Regions from separate parts of the Homo sapiens genome. Here all the other regions are linked to region 2. Evidence: chromatin contacts called from ENCODE Hi-C or POLR2A ChIA-PET data. All regions are on one chromosome and are shown on one strand. Each heading gives the region's core, a stretch centred on a gene start or an enhancer-like site at or near the end of the contact. The rest is flanking DNA. Distances are from core to core; before and after follow the strand shown. Region 1 holds the start of CEBPA-DT (CEBPA divergent transcript). Region 2 holds the start of SCGB2B2 (secretoglobin family 2B member 2). Region 3 holds the start of RHPN2 (rhophilin Rho GTPase binding protein 2).

The links. A loop is a pair of places that touch in the nucleus more often than their neighbours do. ChIA-PET counts read pairs that join two places held with the same protein, here RNA polymerase II (POLR2A). Pooled maps may share reads with other maps.
Region 1: a loop to region 2 is called in a pooled map, with 2.2 times the contacts of the local background. The contact joins the promoter of CEBPA-DT here to the promoter of SCGB2B2 in region 2. A Hi-C loop is called at or near these places in 2 of 50 pooled maps. POLR2A ChIA-PET finds 5 or more read pairs at or near these places in 2 of 52 experiments (A549 and H1).
Region 3: a loop to region 2 is called in a pooled map, with 4 times the contacts of the local background. The contact joins the promoter of RHPN2 here to the promoter of SCGB2B2 in region 2. A Hi-C loop is called at or near these places in 1 of 50 pooled maps. POLR2A ChIA-PET finds 5 or more read pairs at or near these places in 2 of 52 experiments (Caco-2 and H1).

What each region holds. Positions count from the first base shown.
Region 1 is chr19:33,301,488-33,304,187 of GRCh38, forward strand. It overlaps CEBPA-DT (CEBPA divergent transcript), which reads left to right and starts at 1,334. Exons shown (of 1, transcript NR_026887.2): 1 at 1,334-2,700. CEBPA (CCAAT enhancer binding protein alpha) reads right to left here and starts at 1,047. Exons shown (of 1, transcript NM_004364.5): 1 at 1-1,047. The coding sequence starts at 927. RefSeq lists silencers at 878-1,447, 1,528-1,787.
Region 2 is chr19:34,675,909-34,678,910 of GRCh38, forward strand. SCGB2B2 (secretoglobin family 2B member 2) reads right to left here and starts at 1,251. Exons shown (of 4, transcript NM_001025591.4): 1 at 1-1,251. It overlaps ZNF302 (zinc finger protein 302), which reads left to right and starts at 1,770. Exons shown (of 5, transcript NM_001289187.2): 1 at 1,770-2,195; 2 at 2,829-2,905. The coding sequence starts at 2,897. It also overlaps the pseudogene ZNF807P and the pseudogene SCGB1B2P. RefSeq lists enhancers at 742-1,639, 1,299-1,398, 1,449-1,508, 1,640-2,536 and a silencer at 1,959-2,018.
Region 3 is chr19:33,063,237-33,066,165 of GRCh38, forward strand. RHPN2 (rhophilin Rho GTPase binding protein 2) reads right to left here and starts at 1,652. Exons shown (of 15, transcript NM_033103.5): 1 at 1,548-1,652. The coding sequence starts at 1,616. RefSeq lists enhancers at 346-974, 2,187-2,686 and silencers at 1,260-1,479, 1,540-2,039.

The DNA.
Region 1 (2,700 bases), core at 84-2,583, 1.4 Mb before region 2:
CTCCACGTTGCGCTGCTTGGCCTTGTCGCGGCTCTTGCGCACCGCGATGTTGTTGCGCTCGCGCCGCACCCGGTACTCGTTGCTGTTCTTGTCCACCGACTTCTTGGCCTTGCCCGCGCCGCTGCCGCCACTCGCGCGGAGGTCGGGGTGCGCGGCGCCCAGCCCCTTGAGCGCGCTGCCAGGGCCCGGCAGGCCGGCGGCACCGAGCGCGGGCGCGGGGTGCGGGCTGGGCACGGGCGTGGGCGGCGGCGTGGGGTGACCGGGCTGCAGGTGCATGGTGGTCTGGCCGCAGTGCGCGATCTGGAACTGCAGGTGCGGGGCGGCCAGGTGCGCGGGCGGCGGGTGCGGGTGCGGGTGCGAGGGCGGCGGCGGCGGCGGCGGCTGGTAAGGGAAGAGGCCGGCCAGCGCCAGCTGCTTGGCTTCATCCTCCTCGCGGGGCTCCTGCTTGATCACCAGCGGCCGCAGCGCCGGCGCCCCGACGCGCTCGTACAGGGGCTCCAGCCTGCCGTCCAGGTAGCCGGCGGCCGCGCAGCCGTAGCCGGGCGGGGGCCCGTGCGCTCCCCCGGGCATGACGGCGCCGCCGGGGCCCGCGGGCGCGCCCGGGTAGTCAAAGTCGCCGCCGCCGCCGCCGCCCGTGGGGCCCACGGCCGCCTTGGCCTTCTCCTGCTGCCGGCTGTGCTGGAACAGGTCGGCCAGGAACTCGTCGTTGAAGGCGGCCGGGTCGATGTAGGCGCTGATGTCGATGGACGTCTCGTGCTCGCAGATGCCGCCCAGCGGCTCCGGGGCGGCAGGTGGGGCGGGAGGCTGCGCGGGGCCCGCGCCCCGGGGAAAGCCGAAGGCGGCGCTGCTGGGCGCGTGCGGGGGGCTCTGCAGGTGGCTGCTCATCGGGGGCCGCGGCTCCGCCTCGTAGAAGTCGGCCGACTCCATGGGGGAGTTAGAGTTCTCCCGGCATGGCGAGCCTCGGCGGCCTCCAGCCTGCGCGGGGCGTCGCCGCCGCCCACCCGGAGACCCTGCTCGCCCGCGCCCGCGCACCTCCGGGTCGCGAATGGCCCGGCCCGCGCCGGCCCAGCTTTTATACCCGGCAGGCCGCGTCGCCCCCTAGAGTCCGAGGCGGCCTCTGTCCCCGGGCTGCGGCGGCGCGGCGCCTGCTGGGTCCTAGCGCGCGGCCGGCATGGGGCGGCGAACCAGCGCGGCACAGCGCCGCGCTCCCCAGGCAGGCCGCGGCGCAACGCCCACCGCCTCCAGCGCGCCCAGCAGAGCCGCGGCGCTCGCTCCAAGCTCCGCCCCCGGCCCGGCCGTCGCCCCCGCGCCCACGTGGTCGGTAGCGGGGGCCCCCTCCTCCTGCCTGCCCTAGGCGCCCGTATCCAGCCACGGCCGGGAGCCCAGGAGTATCCCGAGGCTGCACGGGGTAGGGGTGGGGGGCGGAGGGCGAGTCTTGGTCTTGAGCTGCTGGGGCGCGGATTCTCTTTCAAAGCCAGAACCAGGCCTGTCCCGGACCCGCGTCCCGGGGAGGCTGCAGCGCAGAGCAGCGGGGCTGGGGCCGGTGGGGGGCCGTTTGGGACGCGCGGAGAGGTCCTGAGCGCGGTGGCTCTGCGTCTCCTAGCTCTGATCTCCAGGCTACCCCTGTGATTCCGCGCAGAGGTACCTCTCGGAGGACGCCGGGGTCCCATGGGCGGCGCCGCGCAGGGCGCTAGGACCCCGCGGGGAGCGGAGGCGGCCTCGGCCCGGGAGCCTGGAGGACCTGGCCGGTCGATCCGCCCGGGCTGGAAAACTTTCTTTATAATTACTTCTCCAGGTCGGAGCGCGCGGCTTGCTAGGCGCGCGGGGCCGGCGCTGTTACCCGGCGTGGAGTCGCCGATTTTTTTTCCTGCGGGACCGCGGGGCCCCCCAGACTAGCGGAGCTGGACGCCGGGGCGAGCACGGGGAGGGGCGCACCGAGGGAGGAGACAAACTTAACTCTGGGGCCGGGATTCCGAGGCGGGGGCCGCAGCCCTCGAGGCCCGAAGCCACCGCTTCCTCCCCCGCCTCCCCATTCAGGTGGGCGCCAACGGCGGGAGCGAGGGTGTCCAGGCCGCCGGGCTGCCAGGTCCGAGCACGCACAGGGAGAACTCTGCCCAGTGGTTCGCCGGGCGCTGTAGTCCCCGGGATCCTAGGGACCGAGGCGGCCAGGCCCTGGGGCCCCTTGAGTGCGGCAGCTAATGCTCTCACCGCGGCGGGGGAAGGAGCTTGCCACCGAGACCCCCAGCCACGTGCGTCCCTCGCATTCTTTACCGGGGCCGGGGTGGCGGCTACGGACCGTCAGCTGGGCCCAGATGGAGTCTTGGGAGCCCTCAAGTGTCTCCTGTCCTTGCCCGCGCCGCCCCTCGCCACTGGCGCTGAGGCCTGACGCCGCCTGCGTCCCGGCTAGAGGCGCGCTTGCCTACAGGTGAGGGAAGACCCCCTTCACCGACAGTGGCCTTAGGCCTGGCAAGGCGCCACGACCCGCCCAGGAGCCCCGGAGGGGGCACAGCTAAAAACACCGCTGGAGAGCCCCGAGCTTCCACGACGATCGCAGTAAAGAAGCAGTTTCATCTGGGCAACGCACACTGCGCTTTAATCAAGTTCCTATTCAACATAGTCCCAGTGATTAATAGCCCAACTGCTTCGTTTTCGGTCCAGAGCTCATAAACAAGATATTTTTAGCTTGACGCTTTTGGACGG
Region 2 (3,002 bases), core at 1-2,500:
GTCTCGCTGGCTTCAAGAGTGAAGCTGCAGACCTTCAGGGTGAGTGTTGCAGCTCATAAAGGTAGTGCAGACCCAAAGAGCAAAAGAACAAACATCCCACACCTGGGAAGTAGACCCCAGCGCGGTTGCCGCTGGTTGTTCGGGTGGCCCGTTTTTATTCCCTTATTTGGCCCCGCCCACATCCTGCTGATTTGTCCATTTTACAGAGCGCTGATTGGTCTATTTTACAGAGTGCTGTTTGGTCCGTTTTTACAGAGTGCTGACTGGTGCATTTACAAACCTTTAGCTAGACACAGAGCACTGATTGGTGTATTTACAATCCTTCAGCTATACAGAAAAGTTCTCCAAGGCCCCACCTGATCCAGAAGCCCAGCTGGCTTCACCTCTCGGTTATATGCTAATTATATGCATTAGCACGCTAAGAGAAACGCTCATCAGTGCCATGGCAATTTACAAATGCCATGGTAAGGTTCAGAAGTTACCCTGTATGGTTCAAAAAGCTGGGAAGCCCTCAGCTCCGAGAAATTGAAATTGCCCACCTCTTTCCTGGAAAACTCATGAATAATCCACCCTTGTTTAGCACATCATCAAGCAATAAATACAAGTATCCCTAGTCCAGCAGCCCAAGCTGCTGCTCTAACAATGGAGTACCCATTGTTTCTTTACTTTCTTAATACACTTGCTTTGGCTTTGCACTGTGCTCTCCCATGGATTTTTTCTTGCGTGAGCTCTAAGAACTCTCTCTTGGGGTCGGATCCGGACCCCTTTCTGGTAACAGAAGCACTGCTTCACGAAGATCATGCAGGTCAGTACTTAATAAGTACAAAAAAGTCTATAGCGACACTATTTATAATTTTAAAAATGATTGAAGTCAATTAACATTTAAGTGTTAAAAAGAAAGTAAACAACCCAAATATACACAAACAGTAGACTGCTCTGGCTTGCATACAGAGAGGTCCATTGCCCTTTTGGGTGGGCCTAAGAAGCACTTCTGGGGAGAGGGGGCGTCAGGCTGTGATGGCTGCGGGAGGAGTGACTCCTCCCAGGATGAGGGTCTCCATCCTCCCAGTGCTCACTCAAGTTCAGTATTTCCAAGTCCTTCCAGGGGCGTAACGCACGTCAGAACGGCCATTAGTGTCACAGATACGTGTCCCCTTGCATTTCCAGGAAATGCCCTTGGTTGGCGAACTACAGTCGTGACAGTCGGGCCACAGGGCGTTTTGTGAGTTATCGTCTTGGGCAAATGAGTGCCAAAAAAAAAAAAAAAAAAAGACCTGAAGGTGAACAGCATAGCGGCAGGGTTTGGGATGAGAGGAGCCCCTTTGCTAGCAACGGCGAGCACTTGCGCGGTACCAGCAAGGGCTGCCCATGTCTCGGAGGGAAACGTTTGTGTGAGCGCAGGAATGACCCGGAAGACCTTGGCACGGCTGCAGTTTTCTGGGAAATGTAATTTCTTGGTCCGGGCGCCATGGCCCTTATAAGTAGAGGGTGTCCCTTGGTTTCGAGTTGTATCGTTCACCAGAGGACGACTGTGTGCCCCAGGACAATTTGCGCATGGTCCTAGCTGGCCGGCTCTAGGTCGACGGCCCCAGGCGGTTAAGCTACTTACAAAGCCGTGACCGGTTTGCCCGCGGCGCACCAGGTCCGCGCAGCCGCAGAGACCCTTGGGAAGTGTGGTCTTCGGGTGCCGGCGGTTCGCGGCTTCCGGGACATTTGTACCGCAGGGGGAGGATTCTGGGAAATGTGGTTCGCCGTGGGCGGTGCACTGGGTCAGTCCCGCGATAGCTTCAGGCCTGGCGGCGGCTTCCAAGCTAAGGAACGGTTTGGGGCAGTGTCGTTCCCGGAGGTCGGCCGCCGTTACCCGCTCACCAGCTACGCGGCGCGTCAGGTCCGCGGAGGCGCGGGCTCGGGGCGCCTGCGGGACGGTGAGGCCCTGCTGAGGACTCCGGCAAGTGTGGGTCGCGGCGACGGCGGGGCTAAGGCCCTGGGTCCGCGCGCGGTTTGACCACGGCCGGGGCCTTGGGCATTTCCTGGCCTTCCTGTTGAGCCGTGTAAACGCGGGGTGATGACGGCGCCGACCTCTTGGCACTGTTGTGAGAGCGAAGTGGGCGCGAGAGCAGACGCCAGCTACAGTTTTTTTTGGGTTATGTCGTCATGAAGCCGGCGCTTTCAGTTGTGCAACCTTGAACAAATGGGTTCAGTATCTCGGAATTTCAGTTTTGTCTTCATTTTAAAAAATAAATCTGGTTTAGAACTCGACCTCAAGCGATCCGCCCGCCTCCGCCTTCCGAAGTGCTGGGATTAAAGGCGTAAGCCACCGCACCAGCCTAACGAACATGGCGAAACGCCGTCTCTACTAAAAATACAAAAAAAAATTAGCTGGGCGTGGTGGCACGTGTCTATAATCCCAGCTATTCGAGAGGTTGAGGTAGGAGAATCGCTTCAACCCGGGAGGCAGAGGTTGCAGTGAGTCGAGGTCGCTCCATTGCACTCCAGCCTGGAGACAGAACGAGACTCCGTCTCAAAAAAAAAAAAAAAAAAATCTGGAATAATATGAATGCACACCTTGCAAAGTGGTGAAGACTGAACGAGCTGATAAAGTTGTTACCGTTGTTTTATGAGTCTTTTGTATACAGAATAATTGATTTTCCCCGCAGGTGGCACCTGGTAAATAGCCCTTGCGGAGAAACACCCTGTTCCTTCCCAGGGAGAGATTGACGCTCCGGCGAGTGATTACCAGTGTGCTTTTCCATTAAGGTGTGTGACAGGTGCCGCAAGATAAGCCCGATTTTTCATGACTGCTTTTTCCTGCCTTTCTGTGCCCTCAGGACACTGCCCATCTCTAAGATAAGAACCTGGAAAGGGGACTCTGTTGGCCATTGGAAATTGCAGAATAATGTCTCAGGTAAGTCGGTGTGTCCCCAAATCTTCCTGAAACACTTTATTAGGCCTCTGTGTGTTTGCTTTGCTTCTCCTGCCTGTTCCCACCTAATCAAGTCCAT
Region 3 (2,929 bases), core at 402-2,901, 1.6 Mb before region 2:
ACATCTTTAAACTTAAATATACCTCAAAACTACTTTTTTTTTTTTTAATGCTAAAAGCAACTTCACAAAAAAGAAGTTTTCCCACTCTGCCCCACACTGTCCTGCCCAGGGCTCCTCACCAGTGAGCAAAGCCCACAGTCTCTCTGTGTCACCTGGGAGAAGGAGGAAGATGCCAAGACCATTTAAGAACTGGATCCTAAGGCTTTGAACAATTAAGAATTGATTCGTTTATGGGAAAGTTTCACTTCCCTATTTATAATTATGCACTGTCGTATCTATTATAAAAACGAAAATCAACAACAATCTCTCCACCCTCTCAGTGATCCCTGGCCAAGGGCCAAAAGCTATTTTTAGACTTGCTCAGGACCTAGAGGGAGGAAGGCTTGGAAGGCATCACCATGACTCCCGGCTCCAAAGCATCTTTGTAGCCCAGGCCCTGCCGCCTGCGGGTATCCCAGGGCCCCTGCTCCACAGGCTGGGGTCGCTTTTGAGGGACTGAGCTCCCTGACTGTTATCTTCTGGGCCCAAGAGCTCCTGGACATGCCAAGAACCTGCGAGGCCGGCACCCGCCACCCGCCGCCCGCCGCCCGCCGCCCGCCGCCAGCCCCCGCCAAGTCTCCCGGACAACAAGACAAATCCGCTTTGGCACACAGTGAGACGCACAAGACCGTGGGCCTCACCTGCGGTGCTCACGCCCTCCTGGACGACCCGGAGCGGAGGAGGGTGCAACGCCGGAGGCTCCCTCCCACCAGCAGCTCTCCCCTGCTCCCTGAAAAGTCCCACAGGCGGACTTTGGAAGCATTTTGGAGGCAAAAAGAGACCGCCGGCCGGGCGCAGTGGCTCACGCCTGTAATCCCAGCACTTTGAGAGACCGGGGCGGGAGGATCCCTTGAGCCCAAGAGTTCGCGACCAGTCTGGGCAACACAGCGATACCCCAGTTCTACAAAAAATTAGCGTGGCGAGGTGGCGCGCCTGCAGTCCCAGTTACTCGGGAGGCTGGGGCGGGAGGATCGCTGGAGGCCAGGAAGTCGAGGCTGCAGTGAGCTATAATCGCGCCACTCTACTCCAGCCTGGGCGACAGAGCGCCTAAAATAAATATGAGACCGCCAACACGCCTGGGATGGTCTGTCTCCACCCGCGCTCCCACCAAGCGCTCTTGCAACGCGCCCAGAGGCCAAGGGCGCCAGCGCAGCCAGGAACGGGTCCTTTCCCCAGGCACCAGGGATCGCAAGCGAGGGGTGGCGGGGGGTGGGAGGGGGGAGACCCAAGCACCCCTCCAGGTCCTCCGCCCGCACCTGCGCGGAGCGGCCACATGCGCCTCCCCTACTCCCCGCCCAGTCCCGGATGCCACCTGCCCGGGACGCCGGGGACATCGCCGCCCCCACTCCTCCCCGCCAGCCTCCGTCCGGCCAGCGCCGGCCCAGTGCGCCCCCTCCCCCTCCCGGCCTAGTGGACCCCGACTGCGCGCTCCCACGGCCCCTGCAGGGCCCGGGGGAAAGGAGGTCTGGAGCCCGCAGGTCCCCGCCCGCCCGCCCGAAGCCGCCCACCTTCCGAAAGTAGCCGTCGTTCTCCTTCTCCAGCGGCTGGGGGGCCGCGGGCAACAGCGCGTCGGTCATGCTAGCGGCGCGGGCGCGGAGGGCGGACGGCGGACTGAGGCGCGGCGGCTGAGGCTGGCCCGAGAGGACGTGCGGCCCCGCCCCTGTCCCCGCCCTTCCCCGCCCCTCCACTCCCACCCCGTCCCGCGGCCCTTCTAGCCCCGCCTGAGGCCGAGCACTGGAGCCCTGGAGACGCGCCCCGCCCCGTCGCGGGCCCCGAACCCGCGCCCCTTGAGGCGCTCGTCACCCGGAGAGCTGCGCCCTGGGCGCGGCGCCTCGGGGTTGTCTGTGGGCGTCGTGGCTGACTCAACTTTGCGAGTGCCGCGAGAGCGCAGGAAAGGCACTGGGGTCTCAGGGGCCGCAGCGAAGCCCTGGCTGTGGACCTGCACCCTGCCCTGGAGCCCGGGGAGTCAGTGAGGAAGGCGTGGATCCAGGCGCGTCCCTCCTGGGTGAAGCCCGTGCGCCGCGGGGGAAGGGGCCAGACTCGACGCCACGTCGAGGGCGCGGCGGGAGCTCTGGGCCCTGGGCCCGGCGGTTTGGAAAAGCTTTTCCCAAGAGGGGAGCCCATGGCGGAGGGAGCGTTGACTGCCCCGCCGAGCGCCTTGCCCGGACTACTCGGGCTTGTTGGCATGGGATCAACTCAGCCGATTCCCTGTCCGCGCTGCAAAGACGAGTGGGATCCGCTGGGCTCGCGGACTGCCCTGAGAGAGGGGACCAGGAGGGGTTTTGCGCCCCAGACACGGCAGATGTCCTTGAGCACAGTTCTTTTTTTTAAGAGATGGGACCTCGCTCTGTCGCCCAGGCTGGAGAGCAGTGTTGCGATCTCGACTCTTTGCAGCCTCGACCTCCCAGGATCAAGCGATGCTCCAGCCTCAGCCTCCCAAGTAGCAGGGGCTGCAGGCGCGGGCCAACGCGCCCGGCCTTTTTATTTATTTTTTTTATTTTTTTATTTGAGACGGAGTCTCGCCCTGTCGCCCAGGCTGGAGTGCAATGGCGCGATCTCGGCTCACTGCAACTTCCGCCTCCCGGGTTCAAGCGATTCTCCTGCCTCAGCCTCCCGAGTAGCTGAGACTACAGGCGTCCACCACCACACCCAGCTAATCTTCAGTAGAGACAGTTTCACCTTGTTGGCTAGGCTTGTCTTGAACTCCTGACCTTGTGATCTGCCCACCTCGGCCTGCCTCCCAAAGTGCTGGGATTACAGCTTTTGTTTTGTTTTGTTTTGTTTTGTTTTTAAATAGATGCGGGGTCTCACCATGATATCAAGGCTGGCCTCGAACTCCCGACCTTAAGTGATCCTCACTCGTCTCGCTCTGTCGCCCAGGCTGAAGTGC